2 separate regions of the Homo sapiens genome follow, and region 2 is linked to region 1. Evidence: read pairs that join two places in POLR2A ChIA-PET (ENCODE). Cell type or tissue: Caco-2. All regions are shown on one strand.

Region 1 (8,000 bases):
GTGGTTTCTGGCTGGGAGCAGGACGCCTACAGAGCAGTTGCAGAGGACCTTCTGTCTCCCCATGGCGGAGGCACCATTCCAACTACGGAACCTTTGTTGTGTTTTGGAGGGGGTCGTGTGCTTCCAGCACCTGCCGCCTCTGCCAGCCACAGCACTCTGCCTCTTTGTTCTGAGTGCCCGGGACAGAGTTGTATAGCTGCTGCCTTTTGGAGAGAGGAGTCAGCTTTGGGCTTGAATGTATCTGGAGATAGCCCAGCTTTCATGCCATCTTCACATTTCCTGTGTACATGGTTTCTTTTTTTTTTTTTTTTAGATGGCGTCTCACTCTGTCGCCCAGGCTGGAGTGCAGTGGTGCAGTCTCAACTCACTGCAACCTCTGCCTCCCAGGTTCAAGCTATTCTCCTGCCTCAGCTTCCCGAGTAGCTGGGACTACAGGTGCGTGCCACCACGCCTGGTTAATTTTTGTTTTTTGCTTTTTCTATTTTATCTTTTTTTGAGACAGAGTCATACTCTGTCGTCCAGGCTGGAGTGCAGTGGCGTGATCTTGGCTCACTGCAACCTCCGGCTCCCAGGTTCAAGTGATTCTCCTGCCTCAGCCTCCCAAGTAGCTGGGATTACAGATGTGCACCACCACACCTGGCTAATTTTTGTATTTTTATTAGAGATGGGATTTCACCATGTTGGTCAGGCTGGTCTCAAACTCCCGACCTCAGGTGATCCACCTGCCTTGGTCTCCCAGAGTGCTGCGATTACAGGTGTGAGCCACCACGCCCGGCCTAATTTTTGTATTTTTAGTAGAGGCGGGTTTCGCTATGTTGCCCAGGCTGGTCTTGAACTCCTGACCTCAAGTGATCCACCCACCTCGGCCTCCCAGAGTGCTGGGATCATAGGCATGAGCCACCGTGCCCAGCCCCTGTATACACTGTTGCGGCCCCTTCCCACCCAGCTGCCGAGAGATGGTTCTTTCACAGGTCTCCTGCTTCCGTGCAGGTAGCTTATTCCAGGGACAGGGAAGCAGGAGGAAAAAGCACTAGGAGGAAGACCGCAGACTGGATTCAGAACAGGCTATCGTGGAGAGCTGTGTGCTTCGCTGCCGGCCTGAGGCTCTGCGTTCCCCTCCTTGGTGCTCAGGCTGCCCGGCATACGCAGCAAGTGCTGACCCAGCAGGCAGCCCACGTGCGCTTCAGGTGTGGGAGGCTCTGCGGGCTGCGGGGAACAGGATCGCTGTGGGAGGTTGAGCCTGGAGCTCTGAACAGCCACTCTGCGCCCAATCTGCTGTAGCGCTGAGGGTCAGGAAGGCCTCTGGGAGTTCTCTAGAAGAAGGCGCTGGGGAGGAGGAGTTAACATCTCATTTCATTAGAGCATGCCAGTTCTGTTCTGGGTGTGACTTTTGAAGAATATTGAGTTCTACCAGTAGAACTTTGGGGACTGAAACCTGTTGAGGATTTGTAGTAAGACTGTGTCCCGAAGGCGTTCTTCCTTTTCTTCTGTCTCTGACTTTAACAAGCAGGTTTCCCTATAAGCTTTGGTGTTTGTTAAACAGATCATTTGTATGTGCAATAAAATATGTTTAAAAATTAGAAAAATAACATCTCCCGATACTATGTTATTTTATATTTTTAATGGTATGATTACTTTTATTTGATTTTCTGGTTTGTGATGATAAATGCATAAGAATGGCAGTGTTCTCTGCATCATGTACATTTCAAGGTGTAGACTGTGTTCTGAAGGGAGAGTCGGCCCCACATCCTTACCTTCTTTTCCTGTGGTTTATTGCAGAACTCAGCTGCCTTCACCTCCTCCTGCCATTTTTCATCACTTCTGAGACTGTTAGCTCTTAGACCCCCCAAATAGAACAGTTTCCTTTGTGAGCCCCTATTATATGCTTGCCACCATTGTTTTTCAAACCTAGGATCCTCCAAACTCAGTGCCACTCAGCCTCTTCTACTGATGAAGAAACTGGAGTTCAAAGGCTTGCTTGCAGCTTCCCAGGTGTATGACGAGTATTTCAGGTCGGCCAGCGCCTTGTGAAGCCCACACTCCAGGGTTGAGGGCAACATGTAACAATGTCAGGGAAGGCTGAGGAAGTGCTGTGCCATCGCAAAAGAATAAAATATAAGTCTAGAAATGCGGAAGGTACTGTACAGCATCACAGCTACCTAAACTTCCTCTATGGGAAGACAGGGAAAGTAGGCGTTAGTGGCAAGACAGAGTGGCTTTGAGTCTAAGTGTCATAATAAACTCTGACGGGGAAAAATAAGGGGCAGCATTTGCACATGTGTGCTGCAGATTACCCGCTGTGAGGCAGCGGTGAGTTTGTTGCCTTGTGTTTTAAAAAGTAATTTTCTGGGCCGGGCGTGGTGGCTCACACCTGTAATCCCAGCACTTTGGGTGGCCAAGGCAGGTGGATCACTTGAGGTCAGGAGTTTGAGACCAGCCTGGCCAACGTGGTGAAACCTTGTTTCTACTAAAAATACAAAAATTAGCTGGGCGTGGTGGCGGGCGCCTGTAATCCCAGCTACTTGGGAGGCTGAGGCATGAGAATTTCTTGAACCCAGGAGGCAGAGGTTGCAGTGAGCTAAGATTGCGCCACTGCACTCCAGCCTGGGCAACAGAACGAGACTTCGTCTCACAAAAAAAAAAAGAAGTAATTTTCTGATCTAGCATGTGGATTCTTGAGTCATCTTAACTAAGAGATTGGGAGCAGCCTGTGTGGCTGACAGGCCCTATTGCTCATGACTTGTGTATGTGTACACGTGTGGGATGTGTGTATGCATGTGTGTATATGTATGCAGTGTGTATGTGTGGAGTGTGTGCATGTGTGTACATGTATGCATGTGTAGAGGGTGTGTGTGTGTATATGTATGGGAAGTATGTATGTATGTATTTGTGTGCCTGCATGTGTGGACATGTGTACGCATATCCAGTGTTAACCCTGACACACTGGGGAAGTGGAAATAGAATGAATACCCTGTATGTTTCAGCTCCTTTTTGAGTTTATCCTGCACGACCAGCTTATGAGTAGGTGATGGTATATTTTTGGTCACCTACAGCACTTCCTCAGCCTCCCCTGACATGTCTACATGTTCCACCCCCACCCCCGGAGTGTGGGCTTTGCAGGGCGCTGGCGGACCTGAAATACTCTGCACACCTGGGAAGCTGCAGGCAGACCTCTGAGCTCCAGCTCGTTCTTCAGTAAAAGGGGCTGAATGGTGCTGACTTTGGAGGATTCCAGGTTTCAGAAATAATGGGTGAGAAAGCAGAGCCTCAGAGCTATCAGGTGACTTGTGACAGGCTTGCTCAGATGAGAGCTGGAGCCCGGACTCGGACCCAGGCCTGCCACTCAGAGCCTGGCCTCTGTCACAGTTCCCCTCCCATTGACTTTCGGGGCCCGTCTTAGGAGCTCGACCGGCGGCCAGCAAAACATTCCCTCCACAGCAGAGCCACCTCTGGGTAAACTGATAAAAATGAGCTTCTGAACCTGCCAAGGTGCCAGGGCTCAGGCCTTGGCTTCAGCAATGTCATTCCCCCAGCAGACGGTGAGTGGGTGCCAGCCACAGTCAAGCACCCACTGTGCTCTTCCCCCAAGGCCTGGCCTGGGTTAGCTGGCTGTCCTGCCCCTCCCCTCCCCTCCCTTCCCCTCCTCTCCCCTCCCTTCCCGGGGGAGGGTGCTTGACTGTGGCCAGCGCCCATTCATCGTCTGTGGGGAGAATGACATTGCTGAAGCCAAGGCCTGGCTTTCGACAAGAGTTTTGCTCTGTTGCCCAGGCTGGAGTGCAGTGGCACCATCTCAGCTCACTGCAACCTCCGCCTCCCAGGTTCAAGTGATTCTCCTGCCTGAGCCTCCTGAGTAGCTAGGATTACAGGAGACCACTACCACATCTGGCTAATTTTTGTTTTTTTTTAGTAGAGATGGGGTTTCACTATGTTGGCTAGGCTGGTCTTGAACTCCCAACCTCAGGTGATCCGCCTTCCTTTGCCTCCCAAAGTGCTGGGATTATAGGCATAAGCCACTGTGCCCAGCCTATTTATTTTATTTTTTATTTTATTTTTGAGACAGGGTCTCACTTTGTTGCCCAGGCTGGAGTGCAGAGGTGCGATCGTAGCTCGCCCACAGCCTTGACCTCCTAGTTCCAAGTGATCCTCCTGCCTCAGCCTCCCAAGTAGCTGGGACTACAGGTGCACATCACATGCCCAGCTAATTTTTGTATTTTTTATAGAGACAGGGTTTTGCCATGTTGCTGGTCTTGAACTCCTGGGCTGAAGCAATTCACCTGCCTCGGCCTCCCAAAGTGCTGGGATTACAGGTGTAAGCCACTGCGCCTGGCCTGCTTCTTTTTTTTCTGAGCATGCTTTTAAAATCTCTAGTAGGTGATACACCCAGCCTTCAGTTCTACTCCTACTCAAGCAGCATGGTAATTTTAAGAAAATTTTAAAAGGAAAAAAAAAGCATATTCTAATGTGTCTTCTTACCTGATGCAGAAGATGGAGTTAGCCTGAGTGACCCATTCCTTGCTAGCAGCTTTATTGGAAGCTGGGATTTGGGTATGTGGATAACTCATGCTGAGAGCTGATTAATCACGTGCATGGCCCTGTTAGGGTTCAACTGACTTAGGTAAATACAACACAATGATATTTCAGCTGTGACCTTTCAGAGAAGGAAGCTCCTTGTTTACATAGGAGTTATAGCAGCACTGCTCTCCCAGTTCAACAAAAACTGGTCTCACTGGTTACCTGTGGAACCCCGACTCCCTGAGATGGCTCTCGGCAGCCTTGCCTTCTGCCTGTTTCTCCAGCTTATCTCTTGCCACCGCCACTCCCTCAAGCTGGCAAAGCAACCGGGTCATGCCATTTCAGTCAAGGTGGAATGCCACACCATGAGCACTTGGGAAGTCCTGGCCAAGTGCTGGTCTGTTCCATTTTCGTCCTGTCTAAAGGGCACTAACAGTGCCCCCTGGCAGGTGCTTCACTGAGCGTTTGAGCCTGTGTCACCTGGCCTCCCTGACTCACTGTGCCACTGTGCAGCTTCCTTTCAGTGGCATGAAAAGAACACCCTTACAAAGATGCCTGACTTCCAGAAGGAAGACATGTCAGTGTTTCACCGTGAAAAATGCAACTCCTCGTTTGCTTGGTGGGAGACGTGCTTTTAAATTGGCTGACTTACATTTCTTTCTAGACAAAGACATCTGGCATTCTGAAGTCAGCATTGTACTCTGTGCAAAAGTAGGGTGACTGTCTCTTCTAGGAACTTTTAAAGGAAACATTTAACATTTTTATTTTACGGGCTAAATAAAGCGTTTTAAAAATGAAACATAATTCTGTCCACTCCCCACCCATATGGTTAAATTACTCCTTTTTTAAAGCATTTTAAATTGTGGTAAAATACATATAAACAAATTGTGGTAAAATACATATAACATAAAATTTACCATCTTAACCATTTTTAAGCATATTAACTTGTGTCCATGTGTAGCCTTTTGGAATTTTTCATCGTGTTCCCTACACAGAATGCTTCTAAATCATGCCGTGTCCTGGGGACTGTCATACTGTCAGGTTGTGTAAAGTCAAAGGAAACAAAGATATTTTCTTGGGTGGAGCAACAGTGACACTTCCTGATTTCTATTAAGCTTGGATGTAGTTTGAATCTTTTTTTTTCAAACATACTTTATACTTAACATTTTAGTATTTTCTTTTAAGGTCAGCCTACTGAGCCTATGCATATAATGAGGTCAAAAATGTTACAATTATGTCCTAATTATAGCTCAAGGAATGCTTTTAGAACAGTGTAGTTCCTGAGTGAAATAAATAAGAAAGTTTAATTTCCTGTTTAATCAGTTTCTCCTTTTTAAATTTTTTTAGCACTTTAAAAAGTGATTTTGAAGGCTGGGTGCAGTGGCTTACACCTGTAATCCCAGCACTTTGGGAGGCCAAGACGGTGGATCACAAGGTCAGGAGTTCGAGACCGGCCTGGCCAATATGGTGAAACCCCGTAGCTGGGCGTGCTGGTGCACGCCTGTAGTCCCAGCTACTCTGGAGGCTGAGGCAGCAGAATCGCTAGAACCCGGGAGGTGGAGGTTGCAGTGAGCTGAGATCACACCACTACACTCCAGCCTGGGTGACAGAGCGAGACTCTGTCTCAAAAAAAAATGGGATTTTGGGTTAGGCACAGTGGCTCACGCCTGTAATCCCAGCACTTTGGGAGGCTGAGACAGGTGGATCACGAGGTCAGGAGTTTGAGACCAGCCTGACCAGTATGGTGAAACCCTGTCTCTACTAAAAAATACAAAAGTTAGCTGGGCGTGGTGGCATGCACCTGTAGTCCCAGCTACCTGGGAGACTGAGGCAGGAGAATCGCTGGAACCTGGGAAGTGGAGGTTGCAGTGAGCCAAGATCACACTACTGCACTCCAACCTGGGTGACAGAGCGATACTCCGTCTCAAAAAAAAAAAAAAAAAATGATTTTCAGCTGGGCACAGTGGCTTACACCTGTAATCCCAGCACTTTGGGAGGCTGAGGCAGGCAGATTGCCTGAGGTCAGGAATTCGAGACCAGCCTGGCCAAAATGGTGAAACCCCGTCTCTAATAAAAATACAAAAAATAAAAATTAGCCAGGCATGGTGGCACATGCCTGTAATCTCAGCCACTCAGGAGGCTGAGGCAGGAGAATCACTTGAACCCAGGAGGCGGAGGTTGCAGTGAGCCGAGATTGCACCACTGCACTCCAGTGTTGGGGGACAGAGTGAGACTCTGTCTCTAAATAAATAAATTAATTAAATTAAAAGTGATTTTGAAAACATGGCCATTTTTCCTGGCCAGTTCATCTCTTTCTTTTTTTTTTCTTTTCGAGATGGAGTCTCGCTCTCTCACTCAGGCTGGAGTGCAGTGGCGCAATCTCAGCTCACTGCAACCTCTGCCTCCCGGGTTCAAGTGATCCTCCCACCTCAGTCTCCCAAGTATCTGGGATTACAGGCCTGTGCTACTACGCCTGGCTAATTTTTGTATTTTTAGTAGGGACAGGGTTTCGCCATGTTGCCCAGGCTGATATCAAACTCCTGACCTCAAGCGATCTACCTGCCTCGGCCTCCTAAAGTGTGGGATTACAGGCGTGAGCCATTGTGCCCCACCTCAGTTCATCTATTTCTCTGTGATATTTATTCTATAGTTGCAGAAGAATATTTCTCATATGATACGTATATTAAGCTTACTGGCCAGCCAGTTTGGGTTTCTGGATAGTGAAACTGTCCTGGAAGTGTTTGCTGAGCTTTTCTTGCTGGAGAAGATTCTTGGCAAAGCCTGGATGGAGGATGGAGATGAGAAAGGTAGTGTGAGGGTGGCACACCTGTTTTGTGCTAATTCCAGTCTTGGCAGCCCTGGACCTGCCGGGAGAGGGATGACAGTGACATGTGGCCCAGTTTTTGCTCAGAGAAGGAAAAGTCACCAAGACCGACCATGAGGGCAGGAGCTCTTGCTTCTCCTCCTAGATGAGAGTTAGAAGGAATTTGAGAGCAAGGCTTCTTTCTTGGGATCCAAATACTTCTTACCTTGGAGTTTTCCTAGCCGTGGCTAGTGGGTCATAATGTCAGCGACATTGCCAAATGGGAGCGGAAGAGTGTCGTTGGGGGAAGGGTGAAGACGCTGTCAGAGAATAAGACATACCCCACTAGAACTTTAAAAAACAAGTCAGAAAAAAAAAAAAACAAAAAACAGAAAAAAACCCACATACCCACACATACACCCTGAAGAGGGAATCAGGAGTTTGCAAGCCCTAGAAGGTAGTTATTGTGGTAATTAAAGATTGAAAGCTCACTCTCAAGAGAGCTGCACCAAATCCCTGGGCTGCCTCAGGGTTTGCTGAAATGAGTCCCACTCTTCTCTGGTCAGTTCAGTCCAGGAGGGGCTGGCGTGCAAGTGTCACTCAAGAATTCATGGCTAGGCTGGGCGAGGTGGCTCACGCCTGTAATCCCAACACTTTGGGAGGCCAAGGCAGGTGAATCACTTGA
Region 2 (8,000 bases), 170 kb after region 1:
TCGATAATGTAATTATAATTTTGTAATTAAAATAAAAATCCACAAGGTGGCAAAACATTTAGCTTAAGAGAAGTTATGCAAGTATTTTGAAAATAAACTTTAAAAAGAAGTCAATAATTTAAATAGGTAAATAGAGGGCCTGGCCAATGCTGGCCTATAGACGTGGTCTCTGGTTGACATAGGGTGTGTGGATAGGTTGGAGCTGGTCTGTAGAGGGAGCCTTATGTTGTTGGAGCTAGCAGAAGACTGCTGGTGGGCAAAGCATGGCCTGATGGGCACAGCTGAAGCTCCTCTGGGAGGTCACTGGGCCCTAGCAAAATAGTAACAGAGTACCAGAACTTGGGCTGGATTTGGAGCCTAGAGACAATAAATTGGTAACTGAATGAATCAAAAAAGTCAGCCAGGTGCAGTGGCTCTTTCCTGTAATCTTAGCACTAAGGGGGCCCAAAGGTGGACAAATTGCTTGAGCTCAGAAGGTTGAGACCAGCGTGGGCAACATGGCAAAATCCTGTCTCTACCAAAAATACAAAAAATTAGCAAGGTGTGGTGGCATGTGTCTGTGGTCCCAGCTACTCAGGAGGCTGAGGCAGGAGGATCATTTGAGCCTGGGAAGGTGGAGTGTGCAGTGAGCCAAGATGGCGCCACTGTACTCCAACCCGATGACAGAGTGAGATCCCGTCTCAGGAAAAAAAAGACCACGTACAGTGGCTTACACCTGTAATCCCAGCACTTTAGTAGGCGGAGGATCGCTTGAGCCGAGGAGTTTGAGACCAGCCTGGGCAACACAGTGGGAGCTTATCTCTACAGAAAATAAAAAAATGAGGTGGGAGGATCACTTGAGCTCAGGAGATTGAGGCTGCAATGAGCCGTGATTGTGTCACTGCATTCCCGCGCTGGTGACAGAAGACACCCTGCCTCAAAAAAAAAAAAAAAAAAAATTTCGGTTCTTTGGTAGGACTAATAAAGTCTATAAGCATTTGTCAAGACTGATTAAGGAAAAGGAGTAGAAAATACAAATCATCAATATTAGAAATGAAAAAGAAGAAATTACTACAGAGCCTCCAGACATGAAACATTAAGCAGATAGCACAAATAAATTTTCTCCATTTTAGATGACGTGGACACATTCCTTTGAAATTGAATCACTTTTTAGAAAACTTCCCACATACTAAATTCAGACATTTAAGGAAGAAGTGGCATCAGTCTTTTTATTTACAAAAACTATTTAAAACAATACATAATAGTTCATTTGTATGGAATACATGTGATATTTTGATACAAGCATACAACATGTAATGATCAAGTCAGGGTTATTGGGATATTCATCACCTCAAGCAGTTGCCTTATTTTGTGTTAGGAACATTCCAATTTTACTCTTCTAGTTACTTTGAAATATATATATAAGATGTTATTGTTAACTACGGTTGTCCTCCTTTTTTTTTTTTTTTTTTTTTTTTTTGAGACTGAGTCTCACTCTGTCACTAGGCTGGAGTGCAGTGGCCCCCAGGTCTTAGCTTATTGCAACCTCTGCCTCTGGGATTCAAGTGATTCTCCTGCCTCAGCCTCCCGAGTAGCTGGGACTACAGGCATGCACCACCATGCCCAGCTAATTTTCTGTATTTTTGGTAGAGATGGGGTTTACTATTTTGATCAGGATGGTCTTGATCTGTTGACCTTGTGATCCACCCGCCTTGGCCTCCCAAAATGGTGGGATTATGGGTGTGAGCCACCACGCCCGGCCCTGTTGTCCTATTGTGGTACCAAATACTGTATCTTATTCCTTCTAATTAACTGTATTTTTATACTCATTAGCCAGCCCCTCTTTATTTCCCTCTCCCCACTACCTGTCCCATGTCCTGAGGGCAGTATTTTTTAGCTCTCAGATATGGATGAGAACATGAGATATTTGTCTTTCTATACCTGACTTACTTCACTTAATGTAATGTCCTCCAGGTATATCCATTTATATCCATGTCATTACAAATGACAGCATTTTTGTGGTTGGATAATATCCCATTGTGTGTATGTACCATAGTTTTTTTATTCATTTATTCGTTAATGGATGCTGACAAGGATGTGGAGAAAGGGGAACCCTCGTACACTATTAGTGGGAAAGTAAATTAGTATAGTTGCTATGGAGAATAGGATGGAGTTTCCTCAAGTAAACTAATAATAGAATTACCATATGATTGAACAATCACATGGCTGGATATATATCTAAAAGAAAGAAAATCAGTATATTTGAAGAGATACCTGCACTCTCATGTTTATTGCAGCACTGTTCACAGTAGTCAAAGGTTTTATGAAGCCACATAGCCTTGTTAGTAAGCTCAAGAGTACAGGAAAGGAAATTTATGTCAGTCTCTTATCATAGAATTAAAAGTCTTAATTAAAATATTGGTAAATACCATCCAGTACATGCTAAAAGAATAATAACATTAAAACCAAGTGGGTTGTGTTCTAAGACAATATGGGTGGTTTTAATGTAAGAAATGAGTATAGTTCATCATATTGATGTTTAATAAGAGAAAGCCCTTATGGTCATATACATAGATAGAGAAAAAGCACTTGCAATTATTTTTAAAAGGAACACCTACAAAAACTGTGAATCAAAGGGCATAATAACAGAGTATTTACACACACACGGCAAGCTACATTACTAATGGGGAACAATTGATAGCTTTCCTTAGAAGGGTGGGAGAGTTAAGGATACCAGCCATTCACTAAATATTCTTGAGGAAATAACTAATGTAATAAGGCCAAAAAAAAGGGGTGGGGGGGGGCAGGTTGAAAAGGAAGACATAAAGCTCTATTACAGGTTGAGTATCCTTATCTGAAATCTTTGAGACCGGAAGTGTTTTGGTTTGGATTTTTTTGTATTTTGGAATGTTTGCATTATGCCTACTGGTTGAGCATTGCAAATCTGAAAATCTGAAATCCAAGGTACTTTCATGAGCATTTCCTTTGGGTATCATGTTGGCACTCAAAAAGTTTCAGATTTGGAGCAATTTGGATTTTTGGATTTGGGATGTTCAGCTTGTACCAGTAGTTGACAATGTTAAGTACCATTAACCCTTGAACAGCGCAGTTATTAGGGGGACTGACTACCCCTCAGTCAAAGATCCACGTATAACTCCTCAGAACCTTAAGAGCCTGCTGTTGAATGGAAGCCTTACTGATAACATAAATAGTTGATTAAGCTGGGAATGGTGGCACACATCTGTAGTCCCAGCTACTCAGGATGCTCGAGGCAGAATGATCATGTGAGCCTAGGAGTTTGAAGCTGCAGTGAGCTGTGATAGTGCCACTGCTTTCCAGCCAGGGTGACAGAGCAAGACCTTTTCTCTAAAAAAAAAAAAAAAGAAAACCATCTATTAACATGTATTTCATATGTTAAATATATACTGTATTCTTAAAATAAGCTAATGAAAAAATGTTATTAGAAAATCATAGGCCGGGCATGGTGGCTCACGCCTGTAATCCCAGCACTTTAGGAGGCCGAGGTGGGCGGATCACGAGGTCAGGAGATCGAGACCATCCTGGCTAACATGGTGAAACCCAGTCTCTACTAAAAATACAAAAATTAGCTGGGCTTGGTGGCGTGTGGCTGTAATCCCAGCTACTCAGGAGGCAGAGGCAGGAGAATTGCTTGAACCAGGGAGTCGGAGGTTGCAGTGAGCTGAGATTGAGCCACTACATTCCAGTTTGGTGACAGAGAGAGACTCTGTCTCAAAAAAAAAAAAAAAAAAAAAAAAATCATGGCCGGGTGCCGTGGCTCAGGCCGGTGCGGTGGCTCACACCTGTAATCCCAGCCCTTTGGAAAGCACTGAATCCTAGCCACTAGACCACCAGGGAACCACAATCCCAGCACTTTGGGAGGCTGATGTGGGTAGATCACTTGAGATTAGGAGTTCGAGACCAGCCTGGCTAACATGGTGAAACCCCATCTCTACTATTTTATTTATTTTTTTCTGAGATGGAGTCTTGCTCTGTCATCCAGTCTGGAGTGCAGTGGTGCAATCTCAGCTCATTGCAACCTCCGCCTCCTGGGTTCAAGCAATTCTCCCTATCTCAGCCTCCCAAGTAGCTGGGATTACAGGCACCTGCCACCAAGCCCGGCTAATTTTTGTATTTTTTTTTTTTTTTTTTTTTTAGTAAAGACAGAGTTTTGCCACGTTGGCCAGGGTGGTCTCTAACTCCTGACCTCAGGTGATCCGGCCACCTCGGCCTCCCAAAGTGCTGGGATTACAGGTGTGAGCCACCACTCCTGGTCCCATCTCTACTAAAAATAAAAAAATTAGCCGGGCATGGTGGTGGGCACTTGTAATCCCAGCTACTTTGGAGACTGAGGCAGGAGAAACACTTGAACCCAGGAGGTGGAGGTTGCAGTGAGCCTAAGTCACGCCATTGCACCCTAGACTGGGTGACAGAGTGAGACCCTGTCTCAAAAAAAAAGAAGAAAACCAAAAACAAAATCATAAGGAAGAGAAAATATATGTACTGTTCATTAAGTGGAAGTGGTTCATATGTCTTCATCCTCGTAGTCTTCGTGTTGAGTAGGCTGAGGAAGAAGGGGGATTGGTTTTGCCATGGCACGAGAAGAGGTGGAAGGAGAGGCAGGCACACTCAGTTTAATTTTTATACACTGTAATTTCTGTCTGACTTATTTCCATTTTTGTTTTCTTTCTTTCTTTCTTTCTTTTTTTTTTTTTTTTTTGAGATGGAGTCTCGCTCTGTTGCCCACATCTTGGCTCACTGCAACCTCCGCCTCCCAGGTTCAAGCGATTCTTCTGCCTCAGCCTCCTGAGTAGTTAGGACTACAGGCACACGCCATCACGCCCGGCTAATTTTTGTGTGTTTAGTAGAGATGGGGTTTCCCCATATTGGCCAGGCTGGTCTTGAACTCCTGACCTTGTGATCCGCCCGCCTCTGTCTTCCAAAGTGCTGGGATTACAGGCGTGAGCCACCGTGCCCAGTGCATTTTTATTTTCATAAAAATATCTCTGTACAGTACCAATCCTTCTTACACTGTCTGCTTCAGTTTCAGTGCCTGTATCATAGAAGTGTCCATGTTGTAAAAGAAATCAAAAGCAGTCTTGAATAATTGGAACCCACCTTCTGGATTGTCTAATGTCAGTTTGTTGTCTGGGCACTGCTTCTTCTGTCTTCTTCCTCACTGTCTAACACTGGTTCAGAAACACTCATCTCCATCAAGTAGGCTTCAGTTGATTTCCTCAGGTGTGGTGTCTGTTCGCTCTTGAATTCCTGCAACATCCATATCTTGAAACTTTTTGCCCTCTACCTTTTTTTTCCTGTATATCCACAATCTCTCTGATGATTTCCTCAACTGGCTATCTTGTAAATACTGTGAAGTCATGCACAACATGTGGACATAGCAGGAATTTATTGTTTTGAGCTTGATTTCTTTCACAGCTTTTTCTGTACTTAATAATGGCATCGTTATTCTAGACTTTCATGATGTTTTCTCTGTCAGAATTGTCTTCCACAGCGTTAACAATCTTTTCCGTAGATTTGCTGTGTGTAATGAGCCTTAAAGGTCTTATGACCCTCCTTGTTATCTAGAGGCTGAATTAGAGACATTGTGTTTCGGGACAAGTAGACCACTTGGATGCCTTTGGTATTGAAGTCATGGGGTTATGGGTGGCCAGGGTACCTTGTCCAATATCAAAAGAACTGTAAAAGGCAGTCCTTTACTGGCAAGTTAATTCCTGACTTCAGGAACAAAGCATCAATAGACCCAGTCAGAAAAAGAATTTCTCATCCAGGCCTTCTATTTGTGCAACCAAAAGACTGGCAGCTGGTGTTTGTCTTTTCTCTTCAAGGCTTAAGGGTTAGCATCTTTATAGATAATGGCAGTCCTGATCATAAACCTGACTACATTTGCACAAAGCAGTAGGGTTAGCCTGTCCGTTCTTGGACTTAAATCCTGGTTTATGCTCCTCTTTTTTGCTAATAAGTGTTCTTTGTGGCATTTTTTCCCAGAATAGAGTACTTTTGTTTGCATTAAAAACCTGTTCAAACAGGCTGGGCATGGTGGCTCATCCCTGTAATCCCAGCACTTTGGGAGGCTGAGACAAGAATAGCTTGAGGCCAGGAGTTCGAGAGCAGCCTGGGCAAAAAAGCAATACCCTGTCTCTACAAAAAATGAAAAAAAAAAAAAATTAGCCAGGTGTGGTGGCAAGTGCCTGTGGCCCCAGCTACTCAGGCGCCTCAACCTACATATCAAGCAATTTATACTTTTTCTTATATTATGACTTTGCTTCTTGGGAAAACAACTGGCATCACTAGTGGCAGTTCGTGTGGGTCCTGTGGTGTTTTTCAAGGTTTACAGTATTGCACTAAACGATTTTTACTGCAATATAAAATTTCTTGGAGATGCTTACATGGAGATAAGCATGTCATAAGGCACTTGAAGCAAATAAAAAACTTGAGCCCATCAAAATAGCAACAGGAGGTGGCTATGAAATTACTATAATAATATTGTATGTATATAATTAATCTTATGCAGTTATAATTTAAGACTGCATCTTTGTTTACATTTCTCTTGACTGCAAATGAAACCACCTACAGTCTGTATATGCTTCAGTCTTGATAAATTTTAACTTTTTAAATAGCTTTGTGTATATTTTATGGTAGTAAATTATAAAATAGACTAGTATTTGCATGTTTTATGCATTCATGACATATCTAACTTATTCTTAATTTTTTGGATATTTCTGGGCAATGCAGTTCTTGGAAGTTTTTTTCAAATTGTTATAACTCTCTAAAAAATTTTCTAATTTATTGAAAGAAAATTGTGTATAAGTGCAGTTCAAACCTGTGTTGTTCAAGGGTCACCTATACCTTGAATGTTCTTTATTAACTATATGTTTTGGAGTTTTTTCTCTTCACAGTGTCTATGTACTCATTACTAGATTATTTATGATTTATGTTTGAAAAGAATTTTTTCTTGATTTTATGATTTACTTTTTAAGACTTACAATAACAGCACTAGGAGAAAAGCTGAATGATTACTGGAATGAAATGAAAGTGAAGAAAAATACAGAATATCCTCTAAATTTGCCAGTTGAAGATATACAGTAAGTACATTTTTAAAACATATCATTTCACTTAGATATCAAGATGTGGTATTAGAGAGTAAAGGGATTGTACAATGTTTCACAAACTTAGGACTGTAACTCATAGGAATAAATTCTGCAACATGAATTAGCGCACTGCAAAATCAGTGAATAGAATGTAAACCTGTATACATGCACACAAAACATCCATAAAACAATGTTTACCCATATGTGATGCATGTTAATGTTATTTCATTTTAAGATGCTATGGATGGATTATATAATAGTTTGAAAAACACTGGTATAGTGTATCATTAGGATGATGGGGCTGAAACCCAACTTGAGTTCATATTCTCATTCTGCTTAAGTAGCCATGTGGCATTGAACATATTACTTGGCCTCTTGTAAGCCTCCATTTTCTTGTGTATAAAATGGGAACATTAAGAGCATTTGCCTCCTCGAATTATATGAATTAAATAATATGCCTGACAGTCACTTAGTAACACATCACAGGATAACAGTCCTATAAATGAATGAATGAACAATATCTGTGTGTTCTTTATCTGTGTGTTCTTTATACATTATTATACATAATTTATACATTATACATATTATTCATAATTTATACATTATTACAAAGATAACCAAGATATATAATGAAAAACAAGAAAGATGCAGCTCAGTGTATAGACTTCCCATCGTACTTTTCAATTTTTTTATATTTAAAAAAAGTTTTATACAGGTGGGGTCTCCCTGTGTTGCCCAGGCTGGTCTCAATGTCCTGGGTCCAGGTGATCCTCCCACCCAAAGTGCTGGGATTATAGGCATGAGCCACCGTGCCCAGCTTGTATTTTTTTAATGTGTCAGTATACACATGCATACTTTATAAGCATAGAAAATTTCTGCTAGTATTTTAAAAAT

What was found. Peaks named below come from ENCODE experiments on the same cell type or tissue, not always from the same donor. Only the 100,000 strongest peaks of a DNase experiment are listed, where the experiment ranks them.
Region 2: POLR2A ChIA-PET joins it to region 1 with 12 read pairs; 3 of 35 experiments call an interaction of 5 or more read pairs at or near these places.

What each region holds. Positions count from the first base shown.
Region 1 is chr21:36,183,572-36,191,571 of GRCh38, forward strand. The region is part of intron 2 of DOP1B (DOP1 leucine zipper like protein B); the gene reads left to right. It overlaps LOC124905016 (a long non-coding RNA gene), which reads left to right and starts at 393. Exons shown (of 2, transcript XR_007067855.1): 1 at 393-435; 2 at 991-1,586. In Caco-2, no CTCF peak of the experiment used is centred here; a DNase peak (open chromatin) is centred at 4,630; H3K4me3 peaks cover 250 bases.
Region 2 is chr21:36,349,625-36,357,624 of GRCh38, forward strand. MORC3 (MORC family CW-type zinc finger 3) reads left to right here. Exons shown (of 17, transcript NM_015358.3): 10 at 6,996-7,100. Among named protein-coding and RNA genes, the nearest start is that of CHAF1B, 32 kb to the right of the region's middle. In Caco-2, no CTCF peak of the experiment used is centred here; no DNase peak of the experiment used is centred here.